3 separate regions of the Homo sapiens genome follow, and all the other regions are linked to region 3. Evidence: chromatin contacts called from ENCODE Hi-C or POLR2A ChIA-PET data. All regions are on one chromosome and are shown on one strand. Each heading gives the region's core, a stretch centred on a gene start or an enhancer-like site at or near the end of the contact. The rest is flanking DNA. Distances are from core to core; before and after follow the strand shown. Region 1 has its middle 120 kb from the start of DIRC3-AS1. Region 2 overlaps IGFBP-AS1 (IGFBP5 antisense RNA 1). Region 3 has its middle 63 kb from the start of TESHL.

The links. A loop is a pair of places that touch in the nucleus more often than their neighbours do. ChIA-PET counts read pairs that join two places held with the same protein, here RNA polymerase II (POLR2A). Pooled maps may share reads with other maps.
Region 1: a loop to region 3 is called in a pooled map, with 2.1 times the contacts of the local background. The contact joins two enhancer-like sites. A Hi-C loop is called at or near these places in 1 of 168 maps with a recorded cell type or tissue (GM12878) and 3 of 50 pooled maps. POLR2A ChIA-PET finds 5 or more read pairs at or near these places in 3 of 52 experiments (BJ, Panc1 and WTC11).
Region 2: a loop to region 3 is called in a map of cardiac septum, with 4 times the contacts of the local background. The contact joins two enhancer-like sites. A Hi-C loop is called at or near these places in 2 of 168 maps with a recorded cell type or tissue (Right ventricle myocardium inferior and cardiac septum) and 5 of 50 pooled maps. POLR2A ChIA-PET finds 5 or more read pairs at or near these places in 1 of 52 experiments (activated T-cell).

Annotation. Positions count from the first base shown.
Region 1 is chr2:217,162,300-217,166,961 of GRCh38, reverse strand. No RefSeq gene overlaps it. Among named protein-coding and RNA genes, the nearest start is that of DIRC3-AS1, 120 kb to the left of the region's middle. Within about 2 kb of position 2,806, at least 3 of the 41 ENCODE cell types and tissues checked have a DNase peak (open chromatin) inside an H3K27ac peak, as active enhancers do.
Region 2 is chr2:216,772,640-216,777,017 of GRCh38, reverse strand. All of the region lies in intron 3 of IGFBP-AS1 (IGFBP5 antisense RNA 1), which reads right to left. Among named protein-coding and RNA genes, the nearest start is that of IGFBP5, 79 kb to the right of the region's middle. Within about 2 kb of position 2,242, at least 12 of the 41 ENCODE cell types and tissues checked have a DNase peak (open chromatin) inside an H3K27ac peak, as active enhancers do.
Region 3 is chr2:216,931,815-216,936,404 of GRCh38, reverse strand. No RefSeq gene overlaps it. Among named protein-coding and RNA genes, the nearest start is that of TESHL, 63 kb to the right of the region's middle. Within about 2 kb of position 2,158, at least 2 of the 41 ENCODE cell types and tissues checked have a DNase peak (open chromatin) inside an H3K27ac peak, as active enhancers do.

The DNA of each region.
Region 1 (4,662 bases), core at 1,557-4,056, 230 kb before region 3:
CCTTATATCTAACCAATATCTACAACCTTAATGTGTGTCTCTCTGGAGCCATGTAGGATACTTGATTTGGTCACATTACAGATCTTCAAACTTTTGAGATCACTTGATATATTCCTTATAATTCTCTTGCCTTCAAATTAAACATATCAAATTATTTGAAATCATGTCATTGGAGAAATTGTTGAATGAATAAGTTTAAGAGTGAATGGAAAAACTGGGAGGTATCGCCAATTTGGCAAAGGAATTTCAATTAACATTTATTTGTCATATGCTATGTATCCACAGTATAGTAAGTTCTAAAGGTCTCTATTAAACTCCAGTACCCTGATCTCCACATTCCAAAGTGTTTTTCTTAGCTCAGAGTAGAACATGTCTCCCATCACTGACTGTGCTTTGCAGGAGGTGGGTAGTGTTACTAAGGGAGAGAAGGCAGGACGTAACTTCACAGTGGTCTTCTCAAACTCGTGATTCTACAAATAGCTCTAATTCTACAAAATAGCTCAAGACTCTTAGTTTGAAAGCCACAAGAGGGCACTAGACTACTACATGGACCTAGCTCTACTTAGGGCCCAAAGCACAGAGCAAGGGTCAGTATTGACATTAGTGATGGCCACATCAGTTGCATGTCCTACATCTGTGTCTGAAACACAGTATGCAATCATGGAGGATGTGCAAAGCTATTGGCTATGAAACATGTTCAAATGCTAAGCTTGAGTTATGCTAAATACAGTAGAATCCACATGCAATTTGAAAAAAAAAAAAAGTAAAAAGGAGTAAGGTCCACCCCCAAAGTTCTAAGAAAAGCAAGGTGGTTCTTTAAGCTGTGAGTTCTGAAAACAATATGGACAACATAGTGATAGTCAGGGGAACAGCAGGAGTTAGAAAAACAGGAGCCTTCCACTTCTACTTTTGGAAAGCCTGACATCTGACGAGGCTCATATTGGCCACAAGATTCCCTCCAGACCATGAGATTTACACTGGGCATCACCCAAGGTATTCATTCTCTCTGCTCCTGAAGTGCTCCGTACTTTACAAGGTTTCAGGAACACTAGTCTCAGGCTAATGAAAGCATACTTAAAAACTTCTCAAAAATACAGATTGAGTCTATGTAATCACCACACCATTTGAGAAAGGCAAAAATTTAGTCAATTAAGTTATATGTTAGTCTGAATAAAATCAACAAACAGATTATTTGGGTCAATGAAGAAGTATCTTACGCAATTCCAAAACAGCCAATCAAATTCACTCAGACAAATATGAATCAACACAAGGAAAAACAATCAGTCAAGAATGCTGCTTTGGATCATGAAAATCAAACCCTAAACTGAAGGCTTGAGTTTTTAACTTTTCAATAGTTATGTTTAATATTGTATAGAAGATGACTCCTTTGTTATCATAACTGTGCATGGGATATACTTTTTCCCTAAAGATGATAGACAGATAGAGAAATTGATAGACAGACAGACAGACAGAATAATTCAGATTGAGTGTCATATAAATGACTTACCTAATTGGTTAAACCAGAGGTTCTTGCTGCAGCAGGAAAGATAGGAGAAGGTCATTTTTCTGAGGCAAGGTTTAGCTCTTTGGAGACAATGAACACCTGGGTGGTTTCCTACAGAGCCAGTTGAAATCATTAAGAAAGATGGTCTTTTCTTTCTAGTTTCTTATTAATTTACCTACATTCTGAGTTCTGGATCCATGACCTGCATTTGTTTTTAAATTTTCTTTTTAAAAATAAAATATATATTATATATTCATGAGGTATAAAGTGATTCTCTCTCTCTCTCTCGATGGGATCTCACTATGTTGCCCAGGCTGAACTTTCATTTCTGGGCTCAAGCAATCCTCCTGCTTCAGCCTCCTGAGTAATTGGGAATACAGGAGTGCACCACTGCACCCAGCTTGAAATGTGATGTTTTGATATATGTTTACATTGCATGGCCTCTGTTATTGTACTATGTCAGAACCTTTCTAACTTTGATCATTTTACTTCCATTATCCTTGTCACGTTTGACCCAGCCATTGCTCTGAGACTCTGTCCTTCCCTCGTGGAACAATGAGAGCTCTCACCTTTTGGTTCTGATTCCATCCCAACCCTTCTCCCCAGGAGTCTTGCTTTTTCTGGAATTGATCTATTTATAACATTGCCTCAGTTTTTAGGTTCTTCTCAGTGTCAGCTATGTTGAGTCTGTTAAAGATATCTTGGCTATTTGACTTGGTTTTCATCAAGTTCCTTGGCTTCTACCTTTTAAATGACATTTTTTTTTCACATAATTGTTATTTTTCTGGGCTCTGGCCACTGATTTCTCCATATTCTCTATTTCTTGACTCTTTCATTAGCTTAACAGCATAACTTCCATCTTCACTCCCCCAGTTCTGTTTTCAGAGATCTACTTTTAATGGCTAAGCCCAGCCCAAATTGACAGTGTCCATCCTCTTTGCAAGCCTTGGGCCCTCCCTCACTACCCCCAGCACAGACTTCATCTTCTAGGACAGTCCCCAGTGCTACAGGGGAGGTGAGTTCAAGAGAAAGTGCCCCAGGATCTTCTTAGCATTATTTTCCCCACAGTGGGACTTTGAAGCTGCCTTTCTAGCCTGCCTTCCAGCTGTTAGCAAACACACACTTTTTAAAATTAGGAAATGAACATGATAGTTCTACTCCCAGCCAGGAGCTCATCTAGTATGCTCCAGGAAAAGGATGATTAATGGAGCTAAGGCTTTATGTCTAAGCCAGGGGATGGCAGCTTGTGGGGAATAACTGAGCCACACCAGCCCGCCACAGCCTCAGATCAGGTGAACTGCACATGGCGTTAGGCCCACTGGAGGCCCTTAAAGTTAGCCAGTGGCCTGGCAGAAAGTGCACACACAATAAGTGCCTGGTGGACACACATGGCCCAAAGGAACGGGGCAGTTTTTCAATTCTTCGGTTTATATAGAGAACCAACCTACACAACCTTGGCCTTCAGAATCTTGCCAGCAGTTAGAGTATCCAGACTGGCTGTCCAGACCACCTAAATTACATGGATAAAAGCAAAAGATTTCCTTCACTGAATACCACGTGGACTTGTTTCCAAGTCCTTTTTGGGTTTGAGGCCTTACTTGTAATCATCCCTCACAAGAGGGGGGAAAAATAAAAGAAAGAAAAATGTAGGGAATTTGAGTTCTACTTCACCAAGGGCTTAGGATGGAGAATAGGAAAGTTCTGCAGGATCTTGGCTGAGCAGTGGTTTTCTGCTTCTTTAAACGTCAAAATTAACCTGATTGAGTGAACTATTCAAAAAGCACATCCATCAATTTTTGTTTCATCTGAGGTTTGGAGTGCCAAGGACTTACAACATAAGGCCTCAGACCACTCTGGTTTAATGCCAGGGGATACTTAGGGGTTCCTGGGGATGGTAATTATGATCATAACCCTCTGCCTGCCAAACTCCTATGCACTACACCCAACCCAGATGCTACTCTTCCTGTGAGATCTTACCCAGATCCTCTCTGGTTCCTCTGTGGTCCTCTAACACTTGGTGTGGCTTCTTTGGCTTAACTGGACAAGTCACCACGTTAATTCATTTATTTTCCTTCATTAAAAAAATTGTTCACCCATGACCTCTGCAAAAATAAATAAATAAAATAGAAAGAAATGCGTAAAAACAAAACCTACCCTTTACTCTCTCCTCTCAGAAGAGAGAACCACCGTTTGTAATCAGCACAAGGAAAGTGGGAACACTAAAGAAATCACTATAAGATAGCAGCTGCCCTCAAAACTAAAACCAGTCACTTTAAAATACATGCTCCCGTGTGATCCCTGGATGAGGTTCTTTTCTCTTTAGTAAAACGGAGATTTTCAGGATTCAACCCGGAGAGGTAAAATCACTGAGCTTATAAATGAGGAAACTGGAATCAAAGACCTGAATTTTTGTCTTTTCCTTTTTCCCACCATGTTGTGTCCCAGTGTGCCCCAGCATCCTTAGAGACAAAGGCCTGGAGGAAGCACAAAGAGACTTCTATTTTCATCTTTTGGTTCTAGCAAGATGAGGATCAGCAGGCAGGCAGACACACTTGGGAATAATGGCTCTGCTCTCTCAACCGAGCCCCCGCCCCAGTGCCTTCATCCCCACTTTGGGGTGACCTCGGCAGAACAAGCTCTCTCTGTAATGATCACTTCGTCAGCAGGGGCTGTGTATTTAGTAGCAGGAAATATAAGCTTTTGTGGTCAGTGTGACGTCACCCCACCCACTAAACAGGCCTTTATAATTTGACCACAAAAAGGCTTGAAAGGGATAGACACATACACGCAGGGAAGGAGGCGATAGGACTGTCAACAGTTGTCTGTGTAGTGAAAGGAGCATTGTGTCTTCCAAATGTTTCCCGAAAGCCTGATGTTTGGTCTGCTGTAGACAAAACATCTGGATGATATATGGCGATTTCTCTTTGTATTTGAGTGCCCCAACTCATCTCCTTCCTTTCTCCTCTCTCTTTTCTACCTCTCGTTTTCTCTTTTCCTCATTCCCTTCATCCTCCTGCTTCCCTTTTTTCTCTTTTTACTCTGACTTAATCTAAAATAGACAAGTATATATTTTTAAATCATTGAGTTGTTTTCAAATGTTTTCACATGATGTGCATGTGAGCACACACATACACACACCAATTTTACTGTTATTTTCC
Region 2 (4,378 bases), core at 993-3,492, 160 kb after region 3:
TACAATATCTCTTGGAAAGCATTACATGTGGACGTGTATAGAGTTCCTATATTCTTTCTATGGCTGCATAATATTTCATGGTTGCCTGTTAATAATCTTGGAGTAGCCAGAAGCTAGAGAGAGATGGAGAGAGAGAGAGAAGGAGGGAGCTGGATGGAAAACTACAGTAAAATGAGAAGGGATGAGGGGAGGCCAGTAGGCCTGGAGGAGGAAACACCTGATTTCCAGGCACACCGCAAAGAGAAAGCAAGCCTGGCTGGGAACAGAAGTGAAAACAGAGGAGGCTCTGAATACATTGTATAAAAGTGGGCCCCAGAGGTGGGGGAAAGGAGTTATTGAGCTCCACGGGGTGAACATTTGCCTCTAACCTGTTTCCTGATGACTTCATCATCCCTCCTGAGGACCTCCCCACTTTTGCCAACCCCACCATTTTTTAAAAAGTGCCCCACCCAAAAGAAAACAAACACGTTACTATTTATTCATGCAAGAAGGCCCAGGAGACACAATAGACAGCAGCACCAGCCTAATTAAATGAAACGGGGTAGGTGTAACTCAAACCACCTTGGGAAAATATAATCTGCCACCAAAACAAAATTCCCACCGTTCAGACCACAGGGAAATCAGACCAGCCTCCTCGCCAGGTTCTCAAGCAAAGGCTGACTCCGCAGGCAGCAAGATAAGAGAAGGTCGGCTTCTCGCCAGTAGCCTTCCTCCCTCCGCTGTCAACTCTGTGCACCCCCACGGCCCCCCACCTCTCTGAGCTTGTTCACCGACATATCAGAGCTGCTCCCTTTGTGGGCTGGATTGTTTAGCTAATTTGCCCATGGAAAACAGTTCAGGTTCAGATTCCAGGCCAAGGCAACCAGACACCAATTGCAAATCCAAGCTTGGGGATTGTATCTCTTTCACCACTTTGAGACACGTAAACTGCATCTCTCCTCCCCCACATAGCTTTTCTCTCCACCTAGGGAAACCTCAGGGATGCTCCAAGTTGGACCCTCCAAAGCTAAGACATGGGAGGGGTACTGGAGAATCTCTGAACTGGCCTTCTCTAAATTTAGATGTGGACTCTGAGAGTCAGAAGGTGAGCTTGACCTAAGGATGTGCTCCTGGGCACCTTTGTCTGAAGAGTTCTGGGGCCAGATGAAAAATCTGACTATGTCTCTAGATTTCCCTCATCAACTGCAAGTGGGCTCTGGAATTAGACCTGCCTGGTCAGGTCTCAACTGTACCACTCCAATTGTAACTAGGTGAGTTTGGGTACAAGCTTAATCTCTTTTTGCTTGATCTCCTAATCTGTAAAATGGAAAGAACAGTTTGTCTCTTCCTTCCCCGACAGGATTATTGTAAAAATTAAATGAGGCTACCCACGTAAAGTTCTTGGCACACGGAAGGTGCCGCAGAAGTATGAGTTAGTTTCTTCCTCCTGAGAAAGTCTATACCCACCCACTCCAACCTCATTCCAGTCCTCCTTTCATGGGTCCAGTGTAAAAATGAGGGGCTTCAGACTGGGCGCAATCGCTCACACCTGGAATCCCAGCTACTCAGAGCCTGAGTTGGGAGGATTACTTGAGCTCAAGAGTTCAAGGCTGCAGTGAGCTGTGATCGCACCACTGCCCTGTAGCCTGGGCAACAGACTGAGAGTGATTGATGCGTACCAGGCATGTGTCCCAACTGTTCAAACCTGTGTCCACCCCCAGCCAGGCCAGCTGTCTGAAACACCATTCATGAGTCATTCTTCCAGGCCACAAGGGCTTTAGGGATCTGTGAGCTGCAATGGCTGTAAGTGTTAGTCACTCTCAATTACAGAAGGGGGTGATCGTGCTGATAATCTGAAAACGTAGCTCCCCCTTGCTATAGGGTTTCTAAAGCTCCAGGAACTCAGTCCATCCTCAAGAGCAAAGCTGCACTGTGACCCTAATTCCATCCTCAGCAAGGCCAGAGAAGAGCCAGGGCCTGAGCACCGGGGGGCAGGGCTCTTCCCTAACCCCTCACTCAAACCTCCCTCTCTTCTCCAGGTAGAGCCAGTCCCAGTCCCTTGACCTGGCCACCGAGCTCTAGTTTCCAGCCATTTCATCACCTCTGGGTCCCTTCTCTGAATCCTCTCCAGGTTCCCCTTGTCCCTCTCAAGCTGCCCATCCATCAACACCCGTTCCTAAGCTCCTGCCCTATTCAGATGACTGTACTCAGAGCTGGCCCTGGGGCTGCGGTCAGAGTCTGGCCAGGGTAGACAGAGTATCCTGGGGAGATGACCTCATAAGCCCTCCCTCATGGAGTATTTTTAGGCATCACTTTCCTCCCCCTCCCACTCAGCTTCCATGCACTTCCAGTGCAGTCCAGAACTCTCCGGAATCTCTAGGGTTGCTGCGACTCTTGTTGTTTTCCCAGTGTTTAAGGGGTGGAAACTGTAACTGCCCCTCCAAACACTCAACTCGTCATCCTTTGAATGATTCTTTTTCATTTCTACTCTGCTTCTTTTCGGAAAATAAAGATAGACTCTTGTCAAATATTGAGGGACTCCAACCATCACCCCCGAGGCAGGCAATTCCAGCTCCGTGGCTGCATTCCCTCCTCTGTGTGGCTATGATGTGGTTTCCTTTGTTGCCAATCTAGTTACATGTCACATAGACTAAAATCCTGTGAGTCTGCCTCCTCCCCAATGTGGGGAGAGTCCCAGATCCTCTCCAAGAATTCCAAGAGTGGCATCCAGAGATCTCAGAGTCCAAGAAGCAACAGCGTGTGACCACGAGAACCTGAGGCTGGATCTCAAGGTATCAAGGTCTCTGTTTAGTCTCACCTTCATCTTGCCCGTCTTTCTGGAGAAGTTGTTTTAATGTTCTAGTTTCTCTGTATGGTCTTTGATTATTTATTTTTTTTCTTTTTGGCCACCAATGAACTTGGCCACCAATGCATCCACAAGTATCCACATACCTCTCAGGACCTTGAGATAGAAGAGATTCTGATGCTACCAGGCACAGAGACCCAACTCCTTCTCACCTTCATGCTCTGCCCCATCATTGCCAAGCACCTAATCTAAAGTGGGCCCTGGAAAACCAGCTCCAGGCCATATCTGGCCATGGCTACCAGTCACTCACTGGATGCTAAAAAATGAGGAAAACCTTCCCAGCCTGGGACAAGGGGAGAGGGAGGCTTAAAGGCTCAATCAGGAGGCTTGGAGGGTCCTGTCCCATCTCCATCTCACCCAACTTCAATGAACCCAGAAAGTATGGAGAGAAAGTATCTCAATCCACGCCAGATGGAGAACAGTGCTGGCAAACAGCTGGCCTCAACAAATAGTTGTTGCTTTTTTTTGCATGATAAATGCTGCTGACAGCCAGAATGGCTGGAGAGAAAGGAGGCAGAGTTTCTCCTGGGCCCTGTATATTCAGGTAGGATTTGAATCGAAGGCAATCTAGGGTCAGCTCCAGCTGAGTTTGGGGCTTCGTACTGAACACAGTTCAGTCTCAAATCTCTTTGTGTGTCTCACCAATGAGGTTCTCCTTGCCCAGAATAGCCTCTGCTCACCCCACCCCTGCCCCCTGCCCTCACCACCTGACATGCTCCAGATCAAAGGCTTCCCTTCATGAGCAGTCCCCAATGCCCAAATCCAAAAGCCTCTCTCCCATCTCGGAGGGCCCTCTCCAAGCACTTTGCTCAGAGCTCTGAAAGTATCCTTATCTCCTACCACCACAGAGCAGGCAGGCGCCCGTGGTGGCATCCCATTTGGGCAGCCGTTGGGAACATAGCTGCCTCTTGCAGCATTTGCAAAGTCAGAGGCACACTGGCAGGGAGCCAAGACAGGCGGCTAGAAGCGAATGGCTTTCAGGGGAGATGGTCAAGAGAACTAATTTGTGTCGCATACATGAGGCATTCTAAAGAGGTTCCCAAGCCTATCAGCGAGAAACTAGATGGAAGACTGGATAGAGTTCCCAAAGATACACCAGCCAGCACACAGAAATCATGGTCAGGGGCTTTCTGTGGCCCAGGTTTTCCCCGGTAATATATAACCCAGGAAGGTTGGATTACATGGAATGGTGGGAGGCTCCTCCAGGATTATGGGCTGCCTCTGTCATCCTCAGATTATCTGAATTTCATCACCCGCAACAGGGATGGGGGGTGGAGCACAGCCCAGAAGCAGGAGCCCCTCAGCTGCAAGTCTATAGAATATTGAAATCAAAAAGCAAATGAAGACAAACACCATAGAGGCTGAGCTGCTGGGCTCCAGAGCTGAACTGCCTGTTTGACATCCCCCTCTACTGCTCACCTCTCTGCTGGGACCTCACTATGCCTCAGTCTCCTCTTTCATAAAGTGGGGATAATATTATCTACCTTATAATTTTGTTGCATGGATTAAACAGGTTTATATATGTAGAATGCT
Region 3 (4,590 bases), core at 909-3,408:
TCCATTCTCAGAGCCAAAGAGGACGTAGGACACATCACTTCCACACTCTACTTTCATACATGAGCCACCTGAGGCCAAAAGTGGAGAAATGACGACCAAGGCCACAGAGCTGACAGGTGGTAGAGGCAGAATTGGAATCTAGTCTTGGGAGTTTGGGTGATATGTGGTGTGCTTGTTAAAGCTCAGCTCTGGAGTCAGGCGGGCCATTCACAAATCCTGTCCCAGCACCAACTAGCTGAGCAACTTTGGGCAAACAATTTAGTCTCCCTGTGTCTCCCCTTCCTCTTCTTTTCTGTAGAATGTGGATGATAACAGTATCTCCATTCAAGGGTTTTGTTGTTGTTGTTGTTGTTGTTGTTGATTAAAAGAAAGAACCTATTTATGGAGTTCTTTACCTGTGCCAGAAAACCGAGCTCTCTGTAAAAAGAACTGAGTAGGCTGGGCACAGTGGCTCACAGCTGTAATCCCAGCACTTTGGGAGGCTGAGGTGGGAAGATCACTTGAGGTCAGGAGTTCAAGACCAGCCTGGTCAACATGGTGAACACTTGTCTCTACTAAAAATACAAAAATTAGCCAGCCATGTTGGCACAACCTGTAATCCCAGTTACTTGGGATGCTGAGACATGAGAATCACTTGAACCTGGGAGGTGGAGGTTGCAGTAAGCCAAGATCGCACCACTGTACTCAAAAAACAAAAAAAAAAAACAAAGAAAGAAAAGAGAGAGAGAGAGAGAAAAAGAAGAGGAAGAAGAGGAAGAAAAGAAAGGAAGGAAGGAAGGAACTGAGTAAAGAGTTTTGTAAAATGTTATTTCAATTAATGGGTTACTACTATTCCCCAAGTTCCCCTAATGTTTTAGAATTGCCCAATATGGCACCCACCAGCCACATGTGGCTATTTAAATTTAAATGACTCAGAATTAAATGAACAACTGAGTTCTTCAGTGGCACTAACCCCATTATAAGCATCCAGTAGCTGCCTGCAGCTAGTGGCTTCTTATTGGACAATGCAGATACAGGACATTTTCCACCACTGCAGAGCCTCCTGTTGGATAGTACAGGTTTAGAATCTAGGAGTCCGGAGGAGTCCTGGAAAAGTAGAAGCAGCTTATCTTTGGGCTCCTTTAAACAAACCCTTTTCTTTTCCTTCTCTTCAGGGCTGCCTCTGGCTTCTTGATTTGGATTGAAAACATGTACGTTCCTGAAGGAAAGGCCTGGAGACTGTGCTGGCTGCACCTGCTCCTGTGGGATGGGGCTCTAGGAAGGAGGACAGACAGAGCAGGAGAGGCTTGAGTCTCAGTAAGAGGGTCTGGGACCACCCTTACTGCTGTCATCACCCTGGCCAGTCTCCTAGAGAAGCAAGGCTTCTAAAGAGGAGAGAAGATAAACAACCTAGCACATTCAACCAATCTGCCCAGACAGCATCCTGGTGTTTTCAGCAGCAGGAAAGGAATGTGCGAGGACCCAGGAATTGCCACACTCCCTTCCAAATAGTAAGGGGGATGGAGAGTGCAGGGGGAAGAACCATCTGTGACCTGGAAAGTAGCCCTGGGGCACTGGAGCTTTCACCTTGGCCTTCTCTAGGCAGAAATTGATCCACTGGCAGACCTTGGCCTCTGCTCCAAGCTAACAGTATTGTTTTCGACACAGCAAGGCCAATGGGTGTTAAGCTGAGGTTTTCACTAAGTGCAGAAAGGGACTCCTTAAACCTGTGGCTCTCTGGCTAGGGATACGTTATGCCAAGAAACAGACCCCTTTGGCCCTCCTATTAACACTGTGGCTACCTTAAGGGTCCTACCTCTAACTTGGGCCCCTCCCTTTCCTAGGGATAGCCAGAAGGACTCTCTTTTTCAAACTCTGCAATGGCTAAAACAAAATAAAGAAAAGGGAGTGGCAGAGAGAACATGGGGAGGGAAAGGGGGAAGGGAGCCAGGAAGACGAAGGAAAGAAGAAAGAAAGGGAAGCAGGCTGGATGATGAAGGGACAGGGGGAGGAGAGGGAGAGCAGGGAACTTTGGGAACAGAACGTCCCAAATTGCAGAGGGTAACATGGCTGGCCGACACGCCCCTCCCAGCCCAGCCTCACACCATCTGCTGGGCTGACTCGCCCCTGGTGGCAGCTGGTCAGTGGGACCCAGCATGGACTTACCGAGAAAGCTGGGGGAAGAGGCCGAGGGGGTAGCTTTCCTTCCTCCCTGTGCTCTTGGAATGTTCATCCCATCCCTTCCTGCCAGAACTTGAGGTTCTGAGATGCAGTGGTCTCCCAGACCAGACAGAACAGGGGCCGGGAGGACTGGTGCTCTGCTCAGCCAGCCCTCACACCATCAGAGCTGCTCAACACACTCTCTAGAAATCCCAACACAGCGTCAAGCAAGCAGGGAGGGGGATGCTGACAGAGAGGGGAGCAGTCGGACAGAGAATTGGAGAAATGTGCTGTGGGGTCCCAGCTCTTTCGTAGCCTATTGAGGATGAAAAGATGACCTTGGAACCCATGTATCTGAGCCTACCCAACCTCTTTCATGCCGCCTGTGTTTACTGGTGGTTTTTCCAAAACAAAACGCAGTCGCTTCTCTGGTCACCTTGCCAATGCCTCACAGCCTTCTTGGCTGCTGAGATCTTTCTGTGCCTCAGCAGACAGTCAGGTTATGTACAGGAAGGCTGCTTCTCCAACCTTTCTCAGCTCTCTCGACCTCTCGCAGAATTCAGTTTTGTTCTTTTACAAATTTAATTAAAAAAAAAAAAAAAAAAGGCTGAGACCCAGAAAAGGAAGATGACCAGGTGAGGAACACAAAGCTTGGGGTACCAGGCCAGGGAACCTGGGAGTCTGCATTCCAGTCTGGCACTTCCTCCTCCATGCCTCCCATTCCCCACTAAATGAGAAACAAATGAAGTTAACAGTCCCACACTCTACCGTGTAACGCAACAGGGTCTCAGACCTCCACCATCTCTTCTTAGATGCCTTTATCTTTTCTGTTACAGCTGGACATTTCCTCTTTATCTCTAAATGACCCAAAGCGGGTCTTGCCGGCTGCTTGGTGTAATCATTTGAGATCCCTGCCTCCCAGGGCTATTGAGAAGCTACGGATAGATTAGGGGGTGAAGGTTTCACGGACTATCCCGTCATGGCCCCTGGGAGGTACAGTCCTATGAGTACAAGGTCCAGGGACTGCCAGTGGCTCCCATTCATTCACCACCCCCAGCAGAGACCTGCTGATGAAAATCACTACGCAGGGCCCTCGAAGTTTCCTGGAAATGGCTGAGGCCACAGGCCTGCTTAATGGGAAGACACCATTTCCAATTTCCAAACAAATGAATTCACAGCTCAATTGCACTGCCTGGATGGTTCCAAATTCCTCCTGCTGAGCCTGATTTCCCTCCTACTTTATTTTTTTAATTATTAAAAATATAGGCCATCTGCCATCCACGTAGGAGGAAGGAGACGGCTGGAGGGCCAAAAACAGATCCTACGTGATGCCAGGCCCATAATGCTCATCTCTGCCAAGCAGCCTCAACTATCCAATCCCAGAAAATGCCTGGAAGAGTCAGACTATTTCTTCCCAAAGGGGCTTTCTGTGTTTTTCTCAGAAGGAAATGAGTTTAGAAGGGCAAATGCAAAGTGCACACAGCTAGGAGGAGGGGTCAGGATGTGGGATTAGGAGAGATGGGAGGCCTAGACAGGAATCCCACATCAGCTTTTTCTTATGAAAGTCTGGACTTTGCATGGCTTCTTGACCCTGCTCACTCAGAGAAGAAAACTCAGATCTCTGATTTCCACATTAAGGTGCTTAGTGCTGCCACACACACCCACTGGATCCTCAAACAAAACTGTTTGACTTTACAACAACAACCCAGGTTTGCAGTAACAAAGCTACAATGTAACTCAGAATTCTTTTTGCTTAATTTGCATATGAGTCCTAGGACACCATGGGAAATGAATAGGTATGCCCAGTCACCCTGACTATAATAGGTAGCTGAAGAAAAGGATTTTTTGTTAGCTCAGAAACCTACAAATTCACAAAAAGAACATTTGGTTTCCTACAGAAAGTCAGTTAACTCAGTAGTGCCGATGATAGACTTGAGAGCCCCCAGCTAATAGCAGTAAACCTCAGGGCTCTTGAGTGTTACAGGGACAATTACTAGTTTTAGCAGGTTATTCCGGCCCCATGGCATCAGGACCCAGGCTGCTTGAGTCTGAATACTGGTTCTTCATTTTGCAGCAGTATGAGCCCAGGCAAGTTGCTTAACCTCTTTGTGTCTGAGTTTCTTCTTTTATAAAATGGGCACAAATGTGGTACTTAAATATAGGGCTGCTGAAAATATTTAGCAAGTTAGTACATGTAACTTTAGAATAAGGCCTAGTATATAAGTAGCGGCTATCATATTTGCTGTTGAGCTTAGTTAGATACCACTTCTGGGGGTGGGTCCCTGTTCTTTGTTACATCCATGTGGTCCGTGGTCCCTGACATTCTGTCCCGTGTCTCTAAACCAGAACACCTGTCTCATGTTCCAGAATATGGCATCCTGTTTCTGGAGGCCCAGCTCAAGACAAGAACTGCAATGCCAGGAGCTAAATGGCCATAACATCTAGCAGTAG